Linked DNA regions of Homo sapiens: region 1 is linked to region 2. A link is a loop called in an ENCODE intact Hi-C map of the cell type or tissue named here. Cell type or tissue: endothelial cell of umbilical vein. All regions are shown on one strand. Links, peaks and the distances in the headings refer to the core of each region. The heading gives the core; the rest is flanking DNA.

Evidence for each region. Hi-C counts contacts between places; a loop is a spot of excess contacts. Peaks named below come from ENCODE experiments on the same cell type or tissue, not always from the same donor. Only the 100,000 strongest peaks of a DNase experiment are listed, where the experiment ranks them.
Region 1: a loop joins it to region 2, with 2.1 times the contacts of the local background. A loop is called at or near these places in 2 of 110 quality-filtered maps.

Annotation. Positions count from the first base shown.
Region 1 is chr1:178,368,350-178,376,755 of GRCh38, forward strand. The region is part of intron 3 of RASAL2 (RAS protein activator like 2); the gene reads left to right. Among named protein-coding and RNA genes, the nearest start is that of CLEC20A, 120 kb to the right of the region's middle. In endothelial cell of umbilical vein, for the core only: no CTCF peak of the experiment used is centred there; a DNase peak (open chromatin) is centred at 3,162; H3K4me3 peaks cover 534 bases.
Region 2 is chr1:178,497,660-178,506,065 of GRCh38, forward strand. LOC101928866 (a long non-coding RNA gene) reads right to left here. Exons shown (of 6, transcript XR_001738307.2): 6 at 3,799-3,882. It also overlaps a transcript of CLEC20A not described here. Among named protein-coding and RNA genes, the nearest start is that of CLEC20A, 4.9 kb to the left of the region's middle. RefSeq lists a silencer at 3,988-4,432. In endothelial cell of umbilical vein, for the core only: CTCF peaks have their summits at 2,936 and 4,281 (motif pointing left); a DNase peak (open chromatin) is centred at 4,262.

The DNA of each region.
Region 1 (8,406 bases), core at 57-8,056, 130 kb before region 2:
TAGTGAAGTGCCTAGTAAACAGTAAATGTCAGCCCAGTAAGTAGCACATGCATATGTGTATATGCATATATACAGACATGCACATACACACAGGAAATGCATATGCCCTCAAATAGGAACTCTGTAAGTCACCAAGCATTCTCCAGACACTTTCTATATTTTTAAGTAAATAATGAATAAAGTTAATTAGTAAGTACTTACTACACATAAGACGACATGGTAAACTGCCAAAATGTATGGGATTTTGTTTTTTATGTAGAAAATTATAGTCAAACATTCTTTCTTTCTTTTTTTTTTTTCTCCTTAGAAACAGGGTCTCACTCCGTCACCTAGACTGCAGCACAGTGGCACAGTCATAGCTCACTGCAGCCTCAAACTCCTGGGCTCAAGCGATCCCCCTGCCTCAGCCTCCCAAGTAGCTGAGACTACAGGCACATGTCACCACATCCGGCTAATTTTTGCATTTTTCGTAGAAGTGGGGTCTCACTATGTTGCCCATGGTGTTATCAAACTCCTGGGTTCCTCAGCCTCCCAAAATGGTGGGATTATAGGCATGAACCACCATGCCTAACCTTCAAGCATTATTTCTGACAGCCCTATTTACAGTATTTTGATGCTCTTGACTCACATTTTAGCAAAATGTACAGCCCACTATAGAGTTTTACATTTTCAGGTAAGTTTCAATGTTTTATTTTTAAGGAAGGACTAGTTCATGCTTTGTTCGGATTATAAAAAGAGGAAAACAGTGTAATGCCTTATACATCATATTATGACAAAATTTCAATCTAGAACTTTTTCTTGGGTGCCTCATTTTCTTTTTTCTTTTTTTGATATGGGGTCTCGCTTGTACCCCATACAAAGAGTGCAGTGGGGTCTGCACTCTTACTAGGGTGCAGATATGGGGTCTCTGCACCCAGGCTGGAGTGCAGTGGCGCGATCTCGGCTTACTGCAACCTCTGCCTCCCGGGTTCAAGCAATTCTCCTGCCTCAGTCTCCCGAGTAGCTGGGATTACAGGCGTGCACCACCACGCCTGGCTAGTTTTTTTGTATTTTTATTAGAAACAGGGTTTCACCATGTTGGCCAGGCTCGTCTTGAACTCCTGACCTCAAGTGATCTGCCTGCCTCAGCCTCCGAAATGCTGGGATTACAGGCATGAGCCACAGCACCTGGTCTGGGTGCCTCATTTTCTAACTGTCAGTATACAGAAGGCAAATTCATAGGGCTGGATTATTTTGATGACCTTTCTAACTATACAGTGTTTTCTTTGTTAAAATAAATAAGAGATTTAATTTTTCCTTAACCAAGTTATTTTGGTTGTTAAATAAGAAGACCAATGGTATGAATCCTTAAATCAGGATATCTTTAGTATTAAGATATCTGCAATACATGAAATTATAATCTCACTTTCAATAATAATCTAGTAAACAGTTATAAATCTACTATATGCTAGGCATTAAAATTTTTTAAAAACTTAGTAGAACAGAAATTTTGTTTTCTAAAGGTATGAGATATTGTTGAGAAAAACATTATGTAAACAAGTAATTTTAATAACATAATAGTAATAACAATGAAAGTACGGACGTGAGAGCCATTAGTTCTACTTTAAGATGTCAGGGAAGACCTGGAGAGGTGACATTTGAGCTGAGTCTCAAGGGAACAGTTCAATATTGTCAGATGTATATGGTAGAGTGATACCACACAAGAGGTACCAAAGTCATTCGGCAAAAATCTTTGAGCTTCTACTGTGTGTCAGATAATGTTTTAGGCAGTTGAACAAAACAAAACAGTTGTCTAGTTGTTCTATACAAATGAACAAAACAAATGACTTTTTTCTGCCACTTTCAGTGGAACATGTAAAGGCGTGGAAGTGAGGTAAATAATACAGAATGGCTGAGTCGAGAGGAGTCTGGGGGTCCCTGACAAGAAAAAAGCAGAAGCCGTGTCACACCAGGAAGTTTGAGTGTAATCCTGTAGGCTACTGATGTCCAATCCCAGAGCTCCAGGGATACTGGTGTGTCATGAAGTTATTACAAAGGAATTAGCAATCCATGCTTAGATATTAAGCATGCATAGCCTGTGGATTTTAATAAAATGTCTTTTACACCTATTTTTGTACTACTTCTCAATTTTTTGTAGTTATTTTGAGTAATAGAAACTCATTTAAACATATGAATTCATAATACCTTTTTCGACAATTTTTATTTTCTCAATCGTGTGGTACTGTCACTTTAACTACTTTTAAGTAATCGTCAAAATGGTTAATTTTTAAATGAGGTCCTAAAATATTCAGCCTGGCATCTCCTGCCAGTGTTGAACCTGTTAAAACTTCTAGAGCTACCATCTAAAACTTCAGTTAATATTTGATGAGCTCCATCTAAGTGCCAAGCACTGCTCTAGCCACTAGGATTACAAAGATTAATATAAAACAAGGTCCATGTCCTCAGGGAACTTACAGTCATAATGAAATAGAGTCTAGATTAAAAATAAATAAGACTGAAGTAAGCATGGAGAAAAGGGTATAGATTCAGGATATGTTAAGGAGGTAGTAACTCTTAATCAATGAGAATCTCTCACTGAAAGCAGACTACTAGAATAGAAGCAAAGACCAGATTCTTAGGAAAAGAGCTAGTGTTTTGCTAATACAGGGGAAAAAAAGCTCTATCTTTTATTAAGAATATTGTTTTATCCTAGTAACAAGCCTAATCAATCTCCAGAGAACAAGGATATTAATAATTTATGGTTCTGTGAACATACCTCTTCTGCTTGATTTTTCTCTGCCTGGTAATAAGGTATAAACCTGTGAAATAATCTTAAGTCAAACCATGAAAATATGTAATGTAAACGATGTAAAAAATTCATCTGGATCTGACACCTTCATGATGATGTTGCAGAACAGTCATTCTCTATGTTGATCTCTGTACCTTCAGCCCAACAAGCTTACTTCTCTTCTTTCAGATTTCAGCCTTCTTTCCCACACACACACACACACACACACACACACAAATACACACACACACACACACACACTTCCTTTCTTTCCTCGCAAAGAAAGACAGCTATTGACTAGAAGCCCAGAATTGCCCCCAAGTTCCGACCACCAGCTCGAATTCTTATGAAGTGGACTTGTAATATCCTTAATGTTGCTGTTGGCAGTCAGTTACAGATTCCATTATTGTCGATCAGTGCAGTCGCCATGCGAGGTGGGGGGAGGAATGGAGGAGGAGGAGAAGAAAGGAGGGATGAGAGCTTCCTATTCACAGATTTATCAACCTGCCTTTTCTTGCAGGAAATCTTCGTAAAGGGGGCTGTTGAAATAGCTAAAGCAGGAAGGGGAAGGGGGCTGCAGTTCTTGCGGAGGACTGAAAGGAAATTTGAAAACCTTTCTCCTCAAAACAAAACAAAATGCTGAATTTGTTCTTTTGTCTTTGTTTTTGTTTGATATTTTTTACTTAACTGATTAGCTATTGTGCTGTCTGGTTATCTAAGCTGCTTCCAGTGTAGGAACCTGTTTCTTTTTCTTTGAGTGTCTTTATTCTTTATTTTCGTATGATTTTTCCTGTCATTAAACACACTTCATTATTCAGTGTTATCCTGGCTTTTTCTTTCAGACTAAAGCATAACACCAAGAGACAGAAGGACAAATCTCCCTTCTCTTCTCTTATACCACCCTCTTTTAACCCTATTTCTTTCCCCCTCCCCCTGGTTGTATTAGATTGATGTCACAGAGACAGAATTCAGAGTGGAGGGAGGATCACATTTTCTCTTTCATCATTACTGCCTAGCCAGCAATTTAAGTGTTGGACCCCCAAGAATTTAGTCTCTGTATCCTTTTTTTCTCACTTCATCATTCAGTAATTGTGCTCTGTATGGAAAAGTTTTCTGGCTGGAGAATGAGTCTCCTTTCCCCCGGTGATGTGGCGGAGTGGTTGGATAGTAGCACCGAAGAAGAGAAGAGCCTTCTGTCATTTCTGGGTACGGTAGGGCTTGCTTGTTCTTTTAACCCTTTATTGTCTGAACTTTTCTTACTTTTGGGAATAGGACCCCAAATTCTCTAAATCCACTTTTGTATTTTTAAAAGGAGAAGAGGAATTAAGGGAATATGTTTAAGTCGTTTGCTTTTCAAATTTTGTTTGTCTGTAGAAATAATGCCACCAACACTAGCTATGAGAAATAAGAGAGAGATTGCTTTGCCTTAACAAAGAGTGCTAGCTCCATTCAAGGCTTACCATGTCATCTGGCCAGCTGTTCATGGTATTTAGACAACTTCTGCCAACCAAAATAATATTATTGTTTTACTTTACTCTCAATACAGTGATGGTGAGGTGTGCTGTGTGAGAGTGGGAGTAGGCTTTGTGTGCATGAAAAGCCAATGTACAAATCGAGAAGTAGCTTTTATGCAAGGTGTGAAATATTTGTAATGCTTATATATGATTTCTACTGACTACATAAAATAGGACACATGGACCTCCCATTGCTTTAATTTTGCATTTTTGAATGCTTTCTAATAAATTTCTAAGTAAAGCAATTGTTTATCTTGTGGTTATTGATATAATAAACAAATTATTAGGAAAGTTAGGTTGTAAATCCAGTCATATCTTAAATGTGATAGAAGAGCTTGATACTCATTTAAAAACCTATTTGTGAATACTTTCCCTAGATTAATTATAGCCTTCAAATTTATCTTTCTTATAAATTTGATTTATCTTCTATTTTCCTAGATATAAGTATGCCTTTATTATAAATGGACAAAATTCAGTTGATCTTCTAATTTTCTAATTTATTCCTCATGAATATTATGTATGACCTATGGATAGTCTTCTGCCAGTCCAAAAGTTATCTCTACTATTATTTGAAAATCTTTCTTATAGTTAGCATAAGTTTATCTTTCAATTCTGTTGTCAATCTTAGCATTCTGTTTCTTTCCTTTTTTTTTTTTTTTGCAGTTTAGATGTAAAGGGTCATCCTAATCAGGTCTTCCTAGGTACATATATTTAGATACTAACCCGACTCTTAATTTACCATGGCCTTATTTATCTTCGGCATTTGGATGACTTTAAGAAATATGTATACCTCTTAAGCCTTCGTTTCTCTGAAGCCTATCTCATTCTACTTGCTTCCCATTCCCCTCCCCTGACACATGCATACATACACATAGAGAAACATCAGTGAAGAAACAAATACAGATATCCCTAAGTAAAACCAATCACTTAGACTCTACTACATCATGGGAAAGGAAGGCAGAGTTATCATTAAACATATTTTCTGTGCTCTGGCATACCTTTATGAATTCTAATTATCTAGCCTAAAGATAAATTTATTTATCTCCTGTTTTTGTGGGGAAGGCATTATCCTACTATACCTGAAATGAATTTGGTTAACAAAGATGAGTAAATAAAAAGTGCTATAGTAGTGCCCCCACCCATCCCTGCTCCTGTCCTCTGATTAAGGGAGTTAGTAAATTCCTATTTATCCACAGATGGATAAATGGAGGTAATAAAGACAAAGAATGTTAGAACTTGCTTAGAAGAAAAAAACGCAAATTTCCATAAATTATGATGTTGACTTCTGGGTAGTCAATTCCCGATTATCCACCCAATGGAAGCTTCAGATTATAGATAAAAACAGGTAAGTTAGAGTCCTGATTCTGCTCAAGGGCTACAATAAGTTTAGTTGCTGAGTGAATAGACAGCAATGTATCCCATGCTCTGCTGTGGCAGTGCTAAGCTGTGAAAGTCAGCAAATCTTATTTTTAGGATTGAAGCTCTCTCCTGACCATAGGCAGCAAACACCTCCATCTGTGGATAAACAGGAATTTTACTGAGCTCCTCCACAGGAATGAGGAACAAAACTATCTGAGATGTAGCTTGTGATAGTTCGAGGATTAAGTAAAACCCTTGTGTTGAGTCATTTGCTAATGTAATTACCATTAGTGACAACATGCTTTTCCCAATGAAGATGCCAAGAGAAAAACAAGAAAACTAAATCTACTTTATGGTGAATCTAGGATGAGTAGAACCAAGAAACACTGTGTCTTTTGGTAGCTATCAAATTATGCTTTCTTTGCCTAAGGAATTTTAAGGCAGATTTCCCTCCAGAAGGGGGGATGCAAGAAAAGTACTTTGTGCTGGTTAGGATCTACTACTTACTTCTGTACAGTAACCACCTAACTGATGTTCAGGCCTTCCCAATAACGTAGCTCACTGCTAGTTTGATGAAACTTCATACAACTGTGCACTGTTATTAATCTGTTAAAAAACCTTCCATGGTTTCTTCATCACCTACCAGATAAATTTAAAACACCTTACTGTGAAACTTAATTTGGCCTTTCACACCTGACATTCTATTATTCATTTTAGAGGAGAAAATCCCCAAGCCTCCCTTCCAACCAAATTGATTTACTTCCTGTCTTGGAACAAATATTGCCCTTTCCTACCTTGTTTCTTCTGTCAGCAGTGTTCAAACTCAGCTTTCTAAATTCAGCTTTTTAAAACTCTGCCCTTGTTTCAAAACTTTCTTATAAATAAATGCAATGTTCTAGACACTGCTAGATGCTGTGGCTGGATACAGAGAAGTATAAGAAAAAGCTGCTTGTGAGAGGCATAGTGTTTGGCTAGGGAGAAAACATGAACTACGCACAAGTTAAATGAGAAAAATTAAATGGTAATTCAGACGACAGTGGAGAAAATGAAAATAAGGCAGTTCCTAATTGTAAAATTATCCAGGTAAAAATTGCTTTGGGAGTTTGAAGAAGAGACATTTAAAAACATTGAAAATTATCTTACAGAGATAGGGTTTAATCTGAATCCTAAAAGATTTTTTATGGAAATGGTAGGGTTTTCTGTATGAAAGCAGTGTCCTGAGGAACATTAAATAATTTCACATCCGGTGAGCAAACTGTCTTGAAAAGAACGCAGAATTCATGTAAAGAAGTAATGAGAGATAACATTTGAAGGGTATTTGGAAGCTCACTATGTAGGACTAGTGACAATTTTATCCTGAAAGCCATAGAGAAGAATGAAAGACCCTTGAGCAAGAAGAAGATATGATCAAAATAGTTTTTTAGAAAGACATCTGAAAGTGATACTAAAGGGGAAGAGGCTAGAAGCAGTTAAATCAGTTTGAAAGCTATTGCAGTAGTACAGGTATGCAATAAGTGCCTCTACTTTTTTTATCCCTGTGTATTATAATTGTTGGTTTGTGTATTAAAACCAGACTGTGAATGCCTCCACAAGGAGGGCTTAATCCTCTGTCTTTTCAGCACGTGGAATACTCCTTGTGCAGATGAATGTTTGTGTAGCTCAGGTGAATAACAGATTAAAATAGATGGAGAGATTACAAAGAATGTATCAGCAGAATTGGTGACATATTAGAGGAATGGGGAACAAAATGAATCAAAGATAATTTTTGAACTTGGAAGAATGGTGGTACTATTAACAGAAATAAATTGAGAAAGGGAGCCAATTTTTTAGGAAGATGGGAGTTCTGTTTAGGTATTTTCACTTTTAGAAGACTAATCCACATCCAGACAGAAAAAACAGTTTTGGTAATTGGAAATGAAGTCACAGGTGGGAGCTGTTCATCTAGAGAAGAAAGATTGTTGATATTCTAAGCATCTGTAGGTCATCTGCTATCAAGAGCTTGTCAAGAAAAAAGAGAGGGCAGCAGCTGAAACTTGAAGAATATCAACATTTGGGGGTGGGTGGAGACAAAGAGGAGACACAGAGCGAATGACCGTAAATGTGGGAGGAAAGCCAGGATGGTGTGGTATTACAGGTGCTAAGGTAGAAAAGGTTAACAATGTGGTCAGTAGTGTCAGTGGCTACAAAAGCCAAAGAGAAGTCAGAAAAAAACCACTAGGCTTGACAATGTAAGAGACTGTTGATAACCTGTGAAAGTGTTAATGCTATTTGAGTAAAGTTGAAGAGGGAGAAGTCAGATTTTATAATACTGAGAATGACAGTAGGAGGTGAGATAGTGGAAACCACAGGTTAAGCCTTTTGCCTGAAGAAATCTGTGACTGACAGAAACATGTACCCTGTTAAAAACTAGATTGAGAAGACTTGTACATATTTTTAAGTGGAGGAGAGAGCAAGATCTTGAACCTACAAGAATAAAGACTAAGAAAACAAAACATTTTATGGGTTTGGAGGTGAGAGTAGAATTAAAAGCATAGGATTAACCTTTTGAAGGGAGAAAGAAAAAACTCATACAGGAACCAAATATACATGCCGAGATTTAGCAATGGAATGTAGGGAAGATGGGGAGATAACAGCTACTGTATTAATCTTATGCCATTTATCACACCCAGTCTTGCAGAGTTAGCTATTTGTGTACCCATTTATGTTGTTATTTGTGTGCCCATCAAATACTTCCCTGCTACTGCCAGATAAGGATCTTCTCTTAAT
Region 2 (8,406 bases), core at 303-8,302:
CATTCTGAAGGCTCCCGGGGACACATACACATGTTAAATAAATGTGTATGCCTTTCCTCCAATTAATCTGCCTTTTGCAAGTTGATTTTTCAGAGCATCTTCAGAGGTCCTCCTGCAACTTAGGAGGAAGGCAACATGGATCTGGTAATTAATAAGCAGATCGGGGAGGGAAGGAACCCATCCTTGGGGCTGGCTGCTGGGGGAGAAAGAGAGTAGGGTAGCAGAGGGCAGGGTGAGGCTAGACCCCTTGGGTCCTCAGGGTCAGAGGAGCAAGGGGCAGAAAGGAAGGATGGGGAAGAAGCGGGTGAGGAGGGAGAAGGAGCTGGAAATTGTGGACCAGGCAGGCTTTGCTAGACTCACCCCCTACCCCTCCTCACAGCAACCACATGACGTGAGGGAGAGGGCTGTCATTTTCACTGGCTCACAGGGGAGAAACTGTGGCTCAGAGAAGTGAAACAGCATGCTCAGGACTACACCGCAGGCAGAGGTGAGACAGTATTCAAGCTTAGGTTGAATACTAAAAGCTTTTCAGTGAATACACTGAAAAGCATGAGGTTGGGAGGTGATGGCCCCGACAAGTTCTGCTTCCGCACGGTCAGAGACCCCCAGGCCCAGTCTAGGCTCTGACTCCAAAATTAAGCACAGGACTGGGCTGGGCACAGTGGCATGCACCTATAGCCCCAGGACTTTGAGAAACCGAGGCAGGAGGGTTGTTTGTGCCCAGGAATTTGAGACCAGCCTAGGCAACATAGTGAGACTCCATCTCTACAAAAATTATAAATTAGCCAGGCTTGGTGGTGCATGTCTGTAGTCCCAGCTACTCAGTAGGCTGAGACAGGAGGATTGCTTGAGCATGGGAGGTTAAGGCTGCAGTGAGTTGTGATTGTACCACTGTACTCCAGCCTGGGAGACAGGGCGAGACCCTGTCTCTAAAATAAATAAATAAACAAGTAAAACAAAAATAAAGTGCAGGACTGGAGGCCAAGGCACTTTCTCTGGGGAACCAAAAACAGCTTGCTTGTGTTCTCTCTCTCTCTACACAACATCAAACATGCTGTTTAGGCCCAGAGCCCTCTCTGTTGGCCTAAGGGCGAAGACTTTCAGGAACACAGTCTGGAAGGCTCTCTTTTTTCCTACCCCCTACCCCTTCTCACCCTTCCCTGATGGAAGGGCAAACGGCCCCTCTGAATGGGCAAAAGAGAAAGAGGGGAAAATTTGTTAATGCAGCCACAAAAATGTCCTGCCACAGTATTCTCTCGTGCAGCAATGGCCTCGGATAACTTCCTCCCAGAAGCAGGTCCTGCTTGTGTCAGGGCCTCCCAGGACCACTCTCTGGGGACAGAAGAGAACCTGACAATCCTGACCTGGAAGATGCTGCCCTGCCAGCCACCTTTTCATTTGGCCACTCCCCCAGTCGTCTCCCTCAAGTCTTTCCAGGAAGGGCCCTGCAGCCTCACCCCAGCTCAGGCCCAGCACTCCCTGAGGGCAGCACTTGGAACTCCAGGCTGAAATTCCACGTGCCTTCCTGACTGTGAGCTCCTTGAGAGCACGGACTGTGCCAAAGTCACAAAGCACTCGCTTCTCACAAGCCCAACAAAACCTTTCAATAAATGGCAAGCATTATGTTTATCATTAGTAGCTGTGATGGTTAATATCGAGTGTCGACTTGATTGGATTGAAGGATACAAAGTATTGATCCTGGGTGTGTCTGTGAGGGTGTTGCCAGAGGAGATTAACATTTGAGTCAGCTGAACTGGGAAAGGCAAGACACACCCTCAATCTGGGTAGGCAGAATCTAATCAGCTGCCATCGCGGCCAGAATAAAAGCAGGCAGAAGAACACGGAAAAACTAGACTGGCTTGGCCTCAACATACATCGTTCTCCCGTGCTCGATGCTTCCTGCCCTTGAACATCGGACTCCGAGTTCTTCAGCTTTGGGATTTGGACTGGCCTCCTTTTTCCTCAGCTTGCAGATGGCCTATTGTTGGACCTCACCTTGTGATCATGTGAGTCCATACTCCGTAATAAACTCCCCTTTATGCCGGGCGTGGTGGCTCACGCCTGTAATCCCAGCACTTTGGGAGGCCGAGATGGGCGGATCACAGGGTCAGGAGATCGAGACCATCCTGGCTAACACAGTGAAACCCCGTCTCTACTAAAAATACAAAAAATTAGCCGGGTGTGGTGGTGGGCGCCTGTAGTTCCAGCTACTCAGGAGGCTGAGGCAGGAGAATGGCGTGAACCTGGGAGGCGGAGCTTGCAGTGAGCCGATATCGCGCCTCTGCACTCCAGCCTGGGGGTCAGAGCAAGACTCCGTCTCGAAAATAAATAAATAAATAAATAAATAAAATAAACTCCCCTTTATATATACATCTATCCTGTTAGTTCTGTCCCTCTAGAGAACCCTGACTAATACAGTAGCATTTGCTATTATTATTCTCTTTAGATTGCAGCTTCTACGCAGTGCTCTGCCTGGTACATAGAGACCTTAAATACATGAATGAAGGAGATGGCTTGAACAAGACACAGAGGGCCGATGGTGAAGGCGGGGGAGGACAGCCTTGGCACCCAGTGTGTGAGTTACATTGGTGGCTGTGCCAGGAAATCTAGGCAAGGGTCAAAGGAACCAAGAGTGAGGGAGGAGCAGGCTTCCTAAGTGGCCCAGGAACAAACACTTGGTTTGCATGAGCTACAGGAAGCCAAATGGTTCAGGGAAACTCCCAGCCACTCTTTTCCTATCCCCGAACACGGGAATGCCATTTTTACCCAGGCTTAAAGAACCCTTCTTTATAGACAGACAACTTTCACTTTCCTACAATCCACACCTTTTCTCCCAGAACCACCAGATCTGCATTCCCAATGTGGGAGCTGCGTTTCCCACAGTGCTTTTGCTAAAGTTGTGTGCCGTGGCCGCAGTACCCCTGCCAACCATCGGAGCAGGCACAGTGGAAACAGCCCTGCGGCCAGCTTGAGAGATTTTCTCTGAGCCTTGATTCTTCATCTACAAGATGAGAGTCAACATAGCTATTTGACAATGGCATTACGGTATCATGAGGATTCCTTGTCATGAATATGATGCACTTTACAAATTCCAGTGTGCAGGAAACACTTTCTTTTCTAGAGTGGGTGTCTCATTTTCTACTCCTACCCCAATGTATGATAATCCCAGTTATTCTGCTGCCTTGATAACCAGTAAAGCAACTTAGCTTTCACTCTGAGCGCTCACCCTGCCAAGCAAGGAAGAAATTAGAGCCCCTCTTTTTTCAGGGCTGTTCCCCCAACACACACTCTCTTGCACACATACTCACAGGCTGTAGAGAAAGAACAAGAGACTGGGTCTTGCCTTGGGCCTGTCTGCACTGCTCACCACTGAGACACCCGTTTCCAGTCCTTAGGGTGACTTGAGGTCAGCCAGCTCTGCCATGGATGAGCCACCCCAGTGACGGAGGATGTTCTGAGAATCTGGGACCCCCACATGGCTGCTCCTCTCTGAGGTCCTACTCCCGCCTAGGGCTCTGGGAAAAAAACACAAATTACTACCTAACAAGCTTATCCTGCCTCGTGTCTATAAAGCACTCAACCTCATCCCAGACCCATAGAAGAGGCTCAGCTAGACTTCCTTCCATTTCTTCAGAGAAAGGAAGGTTTTCTCCTCTCCCTGTGGGAGGCGCTGTGAACTGGAGACCAGGGCTGTGCTCTGAGGGCAGTACGGGGACAGCACCTGTGTCCTCCGAAGGCTCCATCAGCTGCGTGGGTTCAGATCATCCTCAAGGACCGCAGGACCTCAAGCTCGGCTGCACTTTGTTCATTTTGTGGACACTGGAGAGCCACAGGCCATGTCCCATTGGATGGAGGGGCAGCTCTTAGGAACACCTGCCCACCCTGAAAGGTAGGGTGTCTGCGGTGAGGAGCTTGTTCCCTTTATTCCTGCTCCCTGCTCTGAACTGTTTATTCGGCTTGTAACCTAAATCTGTTTCCACATCCTCTGTTATAAGTGTGGGTTGCCATGCCTGGCAAGGAGGGGCAGTCGGTATATGTTGACTGAATGAGTGGTTGGATAAAAATGATTTCCTGCTGATGATTGTGTGGGTTTGGACATGACCTGTGAAGTCGCCTGTGCCTCGTGGGGCCATTTCTGCCCAAGGGAAAAGTTCTGCTCTAAATCCCTATGCAGGCAGGGAAAGCAGGGGAGCAGCTGGGGCAGGTCACTGGGGTACTTCTGGAACACTTGGATCCCTTGGCGAGAGCCTCTGTTCTTGGGCGCCCCCTAGGGGCAAACACTCAGTACTGGGCAGCCAGACCGGCTTCCTTCAACCTGAAGAGCCCTTTTTGCTGGTGGGGGAGAGGAAGGGTGAACCCTTGCATTCTAAGCTACTGCTGCTTGTATCTTTCATTTATTCCACCCCCTTCCCCCTGTTTAAGTGCTGCTTTAATAGCTAGTCTTAAATAGAAACAATTCTACTTGATTCCTTTACAACTAAATATTGAGTTAATACTAGGTACCTAATTTGACTATTTTTCTTCCCATTAACCTAATATGTATATTATCTCTGATTTTGATCCTCTTACCTTTCAAATTACTAAATTCCTTTTGTTTTATATAACTGTTTTGGTCTTTTCTGTTCTGCTTCATATAATTTTCTTCAGCAAGTATTTCATACCAATAGCTTGGTTAGATACATGATTAATTTCCTCTTAATATTTTATTTATTTCAAGTATTCATGGAAGGGGGAAGGAGGGAGTGGGTTGGGTACACACCACATGTGATGGGTGCCTCTGAAAAAGCTGGCTTCAGGGACAGTGCAGGGACCGCCACAGGAGCACCTGTCCCTAAAGCCTCCTCCACCCCCCAACTCCCACCCCAACATACTTCTGAACTGGGTCCAGAGCCCTGGGGGTGGGAGTGGAGCCATTAAAAAAGGGAAGCACTGGTGTCTCTGCTAAGTGGAGCATCCTACCCTGCGAGATCCTGGGACAGGAGTAAGGACTGGAGGGTATCGTCCCCAAGAACTAGAGGCCTTTGGGGGCACTTAGGGTTCACAAGGAGCATGTGTCACACCCTTCGCATGCTTTGCCTTATTTAATTCTTAGAAATAAAATGTTAAAACCCTATGAGGTAGGTACTGTATAATATCCGATTTTACAAATGAGGAAACAAGTTCAGAGAGGTTAAGAAACCTGCCCAAGGCCATGTAACTGGTATGGCAAGGACCTGGAGTTTAGAGCAGGGCTGTGTGATATTACAGCCCAGGCTCATTTCCCAAGGCTGCTATTCCAGGACCCGCCTCAGGCCAACTGAGTTATCGGGGGAAAGGATGGAGTCCCTCCATCCACACTATGCAGATGACCCTCCTGCATCGGGGCATGGCCTGGGAAAGCAGGGATCATGTCTATTTACTCATTTTTTTAAACCACAATTTTACAAATGTCAAGTGGGAAATGCTGTCACGGGGTGCAGTGGTCAACACAGTCCACCCCTCTACTCCCCAAGCAAGGAAGGTGGAGGGTGTATGCCCCTCGGGGAAGAGTCTGGGGTGCAGGTCAAATGTGCTGGCTGTGTAGCCATGGCTCCCCCATTTAGCTGTGACTTCAGAAAAGTTAACTTCTGAGTTAAACAGTTTCCTCACCTGCAAAATGGGAATAGCAGCAGTGTTTATTTCTTAGGGTAGTCATGTGGGCTAAATAAACACACACAAGGCCGGGTGTGGTGGCTCACGCCTGTAATCTCAGCACTTTGGGAGGCCGAGGTAGGCAGATTGCCTGAGCTCAGGAGTTCGAGACCAGCCTAGGCAACACGGTGAAACCCCGTCTCTACTAAAATACAAAAAACTAGCCAGGCATAGCGGCGTACACCTGTAGTCCCAGCTAGTCGGGAGGCTGGGGCAGGAGAATTGCTTGAACCCAGGAGGCAGAGGCTGCAGTGAGCTGAAATCATGTCACCACACTCCACCTGGGCGACAGAGCGAGACTCCGTCTCCAAGAAACACGCACATACACACACACAGGCACGCACACACACAAAAAAAATGCTTGCTCAAGCCACTACCTGGTTTGTGACAGTGGTTCCCTGTATCCCAGCAGGCAAACCATTGACTCTAAGGACCCACAAGGAAGAAGACTGGCAGGGCCACTGAAACACATTGAAACAGAGGATGCAGGCCCCAAGCTCCTCATCAGTTGCCCTTTAGCAATGGGACAGATCAACATCTCTTTAAGCCTGAGCCATCCACCCTTCCATGAGGAAATGGTGCCATGTGTCCCCGGCCCCTAAGCTGCTCTCCCATTTGGCATGAACCAAGCTGTGGAAACGGGTTGAGGAGCAGCAGGAGGCTGCAGAGGCGGGGCCAGGGGCTTCCCCAGGAGGGGCCATACATGGAGCTGGGGTTTGCACTCTTGAGAGGATGTCTGAGAGTGAGCTCAGGAGGGGCTGTGGCAGGTGCAGCTGTGGCTGAGGACTGCTCAAGGGAATCTGAAAAACGGGATATTCCATCCTGGAAAAAGGGGCTGGTGGGGGCGTGGGGTTTAGACAAATACCCTTATATTAGCCAGGTGCCAGGGGAGGAAACACCACGAATGAGAGCAGGAGGAGGTGGGGGCTTTAGAATGTGCCCATTCCCATTCCTATCACTGAGCCAAGAGAGAGAAATGTCCTTCTGGGAGACTTTGCCTTGGTATCAGGAGCCATGGGGCTGGGTGAACTGCAGGTCTCCAACAGGGACAAAGGGAGGAAGGGAGGAGCTGGCATCCCAACAGCCAGGGGACAGGATCTGAGTGGAGGGGCCTGAGAGCCCCAGAGCTCCTGCTGGAACTGCCTGAGAAGGAAGGTCAAGAGAGGAAGGTCCTGCAGTCCACCCAGTGGTCAGCTACCCTGAGGCTGGGCCGTAAGCGCCACAGCTGAGGGAGGAGATGTGCTCTGCTCAGGAGATGAAGTGACGGGTCAAGAGGGAGGAAGGGTGGGACGTCCAGAGGAACAGCAGGATGAAGGCCAGGTAAGGTTATTGCATCAGTGAGAGGAGTCTCATGGACACCAGGCCAGCACTTCACAGTGTCCTTCCTGTGGACTTCTGTGGCTCCCATTTTCTTTTTTTGTTTGTTTTTTTGTTTTTGAGACAGAGTCTCACTCTGTTGCCAAGGCTGGAGTGTAGTGGTGCAATCTCAGCTTACTGCAACCTCCGCCTCCTGGATTCAAGCAATTCTCCTGCCTCAGCCTCCTGAGTAGCTGGATTACAGGTGCATGCCTCCATGCCCAGCTAATTTTTGTATTTTTAGTAGAGATGGGGTTTTGCCATGTTGGCCAGGCTGGTCTCAAACTCCTGACCTCAGGTGATCCACCCGCCTCGGCCTCCCAAAGTGCTGGGATTACAAGTGTGACCCACTGTGCCCGGCCGGCTCCCATTTTTCTTATTCTCTGAGCACTGACAGCTGAAGGAGACAATACTCAGAACCCAAGGGCTGCTGCGTTTATGAATAGCCCATCATTTCCTGAGGCAGGAATGATAGGACCTCCAAAAACAAGAATATGTTAGCTGCCCAGACCCCCATGTGGTGAAATGTCAGTCTGACACACACAGCTCAGAGAACACCTTGTTGTTCAACAGTCTTAGAGGATGTGTAGATTTCCGTCCAGTCCAAACTGCTGTGTGCAGTGACAAGGCCAGGCAAAGGTGCTCTTGGGCCAGTGGAGCAGACAGAGGGCTGATTTGGTATGCAGCATGCCTGCTGGGACAGGTGAGCATGGTCTCTGCTAGAAGAAAGAGCCATTTGATATGACAGGGGCACACTGCCCCCCCAGGGCCCAGCATGGACAGGAGCTCCCCATGATGAGCGGAGGGGGTGTGCCGTCTTCAGAGGCTCAGGCAGGCAATGGGACTGGCAAAGCCTGGCATTCAGTGGCCCTGCCTGGCTCCTGCAGTGGATTCAGAGAAGCTAGGATTCAGAGGAGCTAGGATTCAGAGGAGCTAGGATTCAGAGGAGCTAGGATTTAGGGGAGCTAGGATTCAGGGGAGCTAGGATTCAGAGGAGCTAGGATTCAGAGGAGCTAGGATTTAGGGGAGCTAGGATTCAGGGGAGCTAGGATTCAGAGGAGCTAGGATTCAGAGGAGCTAGGATTTAGGGGAGCTAGGATTCAGGGGAGCTAGGATTCAGAGGAGCTAGGATTCAGGGGAGCTAGGATTCAGAGGAGCTAGGATTTTGGGGAGCTAGGATTCAGAGGAGCTAGGATTCAGAGGAGCTAGGATTCAGGGGAGTTAGGATTCAGGGGAGCTAGGATTCCGGGGAGCTAGGATTCAGAGGAGCTAGGATTCAGGGGAGCTAGGATTCAGGGGAGCTAGGATTCAGAGGAGTTAGGATTTTGGGGAGCTGGGGTATTGGGAAGCTCACCAGGCCAGGAATGAGGTCCAGATGAA